Linked DNA regions of Homo sapiens: region 1 is linked to region 2. A link is an interaction called in ENCODE POLR2A ChIA-PET data of the cell type or tissue named here. Cell type or tissue: OCI-LY7. All regions are shown on one strand. Each heading gives the region's core, and the rest is flanking DNA. Links, peaks and the distances in the headings are about the cores only. Region 1 has its middle 44 kb from the start of LINC01186. Region 2 overlaps SLC9A7 (solute carrier family 9 member A7).

The links. Peaks named below come from ENCODE experiments on the same cell type or tissue, not always from the same donor. Only the 100,000 strongest peaks of a DNase experiment are listed, where the experiment ranks them.
Region 1: POLR2A ChIA-PET joins it to region 2 with 5 read pairs; 2 of 35 experiments call an interaction of 5 or more read pairs at or near these places.

What each region holds. Positions count from the first base shown.
Region 1 is chrX:46,369,834-46,372,763 of GRCh38, forward strand. No RefSeq gene overlaps it. Among named protein-coding and RNA genes, the nearest start is that of LINC01186, 44 kb to the left of the region's middle. In OCI-LY7, for the core only: no CTCF peak of the experiment used is centred there; no DNase peak of the experiment used is centred there.
Region 2 is chrX:46,702,315-46,705,244 of GRCh38, forward strand. All of the region lies in intron 1 of SLC9A7 (solute carrier family 9 member A7), which reads right to left. Among named protein-coding and RNA genes, the nearest start is that of SLC9A7, 55 kb to the right of the region's middle. RefSeq lists a silencer at 1,858-1,927 and an enhancer at 2,919-2,930. In OCI-LY7, for the core only: no CTCF peak of the experiment used is centred there; a DNase peak (open chromatin) is centred at 1,837; H3K4me3 peaks cover 621 bases; H3K27ac peaks cover 891 bases.

The DNA.
Region 1 (2,930 bases), core at 124-2,623, 330 kb before region 2:
AAAATAAACTTTATTTGAATAATAAAATGAAACCTATAAAATAAAAGGTTCCTATAAGAAAGCATCAGAAAGTATCGCACATATTAGTGAAGTAAATGTTACAAGGATTCCTATTAATGTCAAGATTTTTAAAAAGATGATCGTTGTGACTGCTATGATTTCATTTTGCCCTTGAGAACATAGCCAATGCAATAAAAAAGGAACTATATTATTGTCTCAAACTCCAAGGTAGACCTAGTAAGACAGTTGAATAACTGTCTCAAACAAGATATACAAAATAGACATCAAAAAAGCAATAGCTTTCCTACATCAATTACCGTCATGCCTCATTTAACAATGGAACTTCAGGCCGGGTGCAGTGGCTCACGCCTGTAATCCCAGCACTTTGGGAGGCCGACGCCAGTGGATCATGAGGTCAGGAGTTCGAGAGCAGCCTGTCCAATATGGTGAAACCCTGTCTCTACTAAATATACAAAAATAAGGTGAGCGTGTTGGCGCATGCCTGTAGTCCCAGCTGCTCGGGAGGCTGAGACAGGAGAATCGCTTGAACCCAGGAGGCGGAGGTTTCAGTGAGCCGAGATTGTACCACTGCACTCCAGCCTGGGCGACAGAGCGAGACTCCATCTCACACACACACACACACACACACACACACACACACACACACACACAGAAAGGAACTTCATTCTGAGAAATGTGACATTAGGCAGTTTTCATTTTTGTGAGAACATCATGGAGTATACTTACATAAACCTAGATGGTAAAGCCTACTGCACACCTAGGCTCTATAGTATAGACCATTGTTCCTAGGCTACAAACCTGTACAGCATATTACTGTACTGAATACTGTAGGCAATTATAACAAAATGGTATTTGTGTATCTAAGCATATCTGACCAGAAAAGACACAGTAAAAATATGATGTAAAATATAAAAAATAGTACACCTATACGGGCACTTATAAATGGAGCTTGCAGGACTGGAAGTTGCTCTGGCTGAATCAGGTGAGTGGTGAGTGAATGGGAAGGCCTGGGACATTACTGTACACTACTGCAGACTTCATAAACACTGTATACTTATGCTACACTAATTTAAAGTTTTTTCTTTCTCCCAGGCACAATGGCTCACATCTGTAATCCCTGTGCTTTAGAAGGCCGAGGCAGGAGAATTACTTGAACCCAGGAGTTTCAGACCAGCCTGGGCAATATAGTAAAACCCCATCACTACGAAAAATAAAATTAGCCAGGTGCGATTGTGCATGCCTGTAGTCCTAGCTACTCAGGAGGCTGAGGTGGGAGAATCGCTTGAGCTCAGGAGTTTGAGGCTACAGTCAGCTACGATCACACCACTGCACTCTAGTCAGCCTGGGAAACAGACAGAGACCCTATCTCTTAAAAAAAAAAAAAGGCCAGGAGCCGTGGCTCGCGCCTGTAATCCCAGCACTTTGGGAGGCCGAGGGGGGCGTACCACAAGCTCAGGAGTTAGAGACCAGCCTGGCCAACATGGTGAAACTCCGTCTCTATTAAAAATACAAAAATTAGCCGGGCATGGTGGTGGGCGCCATGTAGTCCCAGCTACTTGGGAGGCTGAGGCAGGAGAATCGCTTGAACCTGGGAGGCGTAGGTTGCAGTGAGCCGAGATGGCATGACTGCACTCCAGCCTGGGCAACAGAGCGAGACTCCGTCTCAAAAAAAAAAAAAAAAAGTCAATAATAACCTTAGCTTACTGTAACTTTTTTACTTTATAAACTTTTCCATTTTTAAGACTCTTTTGTATTAACATTTAGCTTAAAATATAAATACATTGTACAGCTATACAAAAATATTTTCTTTATATCCTGATTCTCTAAGCCTTTTTATTTTTAGATTTTTTATTTTTTGTTTTTTAAACTTTTTTGTTACAAACTAAGACACAAACACACATATTAACCTAGGCTTACACAGGGTCAGGATCAGGATCATCAATATCACTGCCTTCCATCTCCGCATCTTGTCCCAGTGGAAGGTCTTCAAAGGCAATAATATACATGGAGCTTTCTTCTCCTATGATAACAATGCCTTCTTCTGGAATACTTCCTGAAGGATCTGCCTGAGGATGTTTTATGGTTAACTTTTTTTTTTTTTACAAGTACAAAGAGTACACTCTAAAATAATGATAAAAATTATAGTATAGTAAATATATAAACCAATAACATAGTTGTTTGTTATCATCATCAATTAGTGGATCTGCTTCAAGGAAGAGATAAGGTATGTTTGTAATTTGCACAACCCTAATGACAGGCAATTAAAGATATTTGATATCTTTCTATTCTCTTAAGTATTCAACCTCTCATTCTTGAGTATCATAAAATTTTTATTGGTAGTGTCTGACTAAATAAAATTTTATTCTACATGGATTAAGTCCATAATTATTTACTTTCATATTTTTCCAAGACGAATGAATTCATAGCTGAATTCATGTTGGCAAATCTATGCAGTTATCTCCTTAACTTAGTAAGTAGACAATTGTTGATTCATAATTCCTTTAATTCTGAAATCCCATAACCTCTCCTAATCCTACATTACCTGATTATCAACTTGTCTGTTCTAAACAGCCCATGGGCATTCTTCATCATGATGCTCACGGCAGGCGGAAAGAAAACCTTCATGCTCTCCTTTAATATCAAGAAAACCATCATTTCTCCCATAGAAGTAGATAGGAATGCTTGATTATTGGTCAATAATTGATTCTGTGTTCTGTATGCCCTCAACTACGGCTTGGCACCTCTTCTAGGACATGTCAAAGGACTTTTTGTCTTCATGAGAGAGTCATTTCTAGTTTTATCGGTGATGAAATGGGAGAACTTTGAATCCCTTGCCTAATAGTCTAATCGAATAATCCTTTAAATCAGAGCAGGGTAAAAAAAAGAGATAGAATAAAGATATACACTAG
Region 2 (2,930 bases), core at 290-2,789:
GGGGGAACATGTACAGGTTTGTTACACAGGTATACTTGCATGATGCTGAGGTTTGGAGTATGGATCCTGTCACCCAGGTAGTGAACATAGTACCCAACAGGTAATTTTTCAATCCACACCCCCATCTCCCCCTCTCATAGTACCCAGTGTCTATGGTTTCCATCTTTATGTCCATGTGTACTAATGTTTAGCTCCCTGTTACAGGTGAGAACATGCAGTAGTTGGTTTTCTGTTCCTGTGTTAATTTGCTTAGGATTATGGCCTCCAGCTACTTCCATGTTGGTGCAAAGAACGTAATCTTGTTCTTTTTTATGGCCGTGTAGTATTCCCTGGGGTATATGTGCCACATTTTCTTTATCCAATCCACTGTTGATGGGCACCTAGGTTGGTTCCATGTCTTTGTTATTGTGAATAGTGCTGCAATGAACATATGAATGCATGTGTCTTTATAATAGAACAATTTATATTCCTTTGGATATATACCCAGTAGTGGGATTACCAGGTCAAATGGTAGTTCTAAGTTCCTTGAGAAATCTCCAAACTGCTTTCCACAGTGGCTGAATTAATTTACATTCCTATCAACAGTGTATATGTGTTCCCCTTTTCTGTGCAGCCTTGCCAGCATCTGTTTTATTTGACTATTTAATAACAGCCATTCTGACTGGTATGGAAGGGTATTGCACTGTGGTTTTGATTTGCATTGCTCAAATGATCAGTGATAATCAACTTTTTTTATATGCTTCTTGGCCACTTGTATGTCTTCTTTTGAGAAGTGTCTGTTCCATTGTCCATTTTTTAATGTGATTATTTGTTTTTTGCTTGTTAAGTTCCTTACAGATTCTGGAAATTAGACCTTTGTCAGATGCATAGTTTGCAAATATTTTCTCCCATTCTGTAGATTGTTTACTCTGTTAATAGTTTCTTTTGCTGTGCAGAAGCTCTTTAATCAGGTCCCACTTGCCTACTTTTGGTTTTGTTGCAATTACTTCTGAGGACTTAGCCAAAAAATTCTATGCCAAGTCTGATGTCAGGAAGGGTACTTTCTAGGTTTTCTACTAGGATTAATATAGTTTACATTTAAATCTGGTAGTCTAGTGGTTAGGATTCAGTGCTGTCTTTTCAGTTCTTTATCTTGAGTTTGTAATTTCAATGAATATATTGCATTTCTTGGAATTCGATTTGGTTCTTTCTCCAACATGCTTGACTTTCTGTTTGTTAGCAGAATCTGAACTAAGAGTTGAATATATTTACAACCCTCAGCTCTGTAGTCTGGCTGTTGCTCACTTATTCCAATCTACATCATGGGATAGGCGACACCACATTATTATAAAAGGCCTAAATGTCTCCTCCAAAGGGTACCAACTAAATAAACTGTTGTCCACTCACATAATGGAGTCTATAGCCATTACATTAAAAAGAATGCAGCCACTCTACACACATCCTATGCATTAGGTGGAAAAAAGCAAGATGAAAAACAAGTTGCATAACATGTTACCTTTTGAGGGGAGATAAAAATCTATCTCAGGTTTATAAATGTATCATAATTCCGTGGAAGGGCATTTACAAGAAAATGTAACAGTGGCTCTCTCTAAGGAGAGGACTTGTGTGGCTGAGGGTCAGAGGAAAGATAGGACTTAACTGTCACTGTTGATCTATTTGCATTTTACAACATGTACAATATATATTTCCTATTAAAAATGAAAATGACAGCTAAATACTAAAGTAAGCCATGCCATTTCCTACTTCTCCATTCTTGGCGCACACTGTCCACTCTGTCAGGTATGTCTCCTGAGCTCCACCCTCCCTACCCTGTCTACTTGATCAGTTCCTATTCACCCTGCAGGACCACCTGTGTCACAAAGTCAACCACTCTTTTCCCTGTGCTGTCGTTGCCTATACAACTGTTACTGCACGTCCTCCTCATGAGACTACAAGCTCCACTGAACCCAGCACAATGTCTGGAATGTGGTCGTCACTCAACAGATGTTTGCTGAAAGAATGAAATAATGAACATCAAAAACTGTAATCTGAGCACAAATAATAGTAACAGATTATATACACATAAAGTGTCAATTCTCTTAATTGTGGACATAATGCTTTTCTTCCCCCTGCAATTTATGTCTAAGTTTTGGCAGGCAACAAAACAGTATCTGGAAAGATTAGAGTTTTGTGTTTTTGCTGAAATTTCCTGAGTCATGAAATTGGTGTCTGGGACACAAGGAATGCTTCATATCACATACCCAGTGATATCCTTTATGCATTTACAAAGACAGAATAAAATCTAATTATATACTGGTTTTAATTCAGCCTAGCTCTAAACTATGTCATTTTTAATAGGCTGCTTAATAAATTTATTTTAAAACAGAACACGGAGTGGAGTATCTAGAATAGGAAATCTGTTATTCATCCTCCTAAGAGTTGTACCCAACTGGTGGACCCTGTATTTCAGGAGGGAAGGTCTCTGTGCTGAGTGCTAAGGAGACACAGGCCTGGCCGGGACACAGTATCTTCCCTCTTGAGACACACACAAACACACAAACACACACCTGTCCTACCTGCCAACACACTACTGACAATAAAGCCAACCAGGCTGTAACAACCACCACAAAACAGAGGCATAAAAAGGCGACATAGCAGACAACAGAATGAATAAGTCTTTCAGATGAAAAAGTTGTTGAGGAAAACTTCACAGAAAAGGTGACTTCACAGTTGGGCCTTTCAAGATGAGTCAGACTTGTACAGAGGAAAGAGGAGGCGTGAAGTATATTTCAGAGAAAGCCCTTAGCATGAGGTAGGAAAGTGCACATTAGATACAGTGGCATGGCTGGAGCTAGCCCACACAGGGGAGAAAGGGGAAGGGTGGAGACCAAATGTCAAGCAGGGAGGTTGGCACAAGGAAGATGGCCAGCCATCCCTTTAAGCCAAGCTCA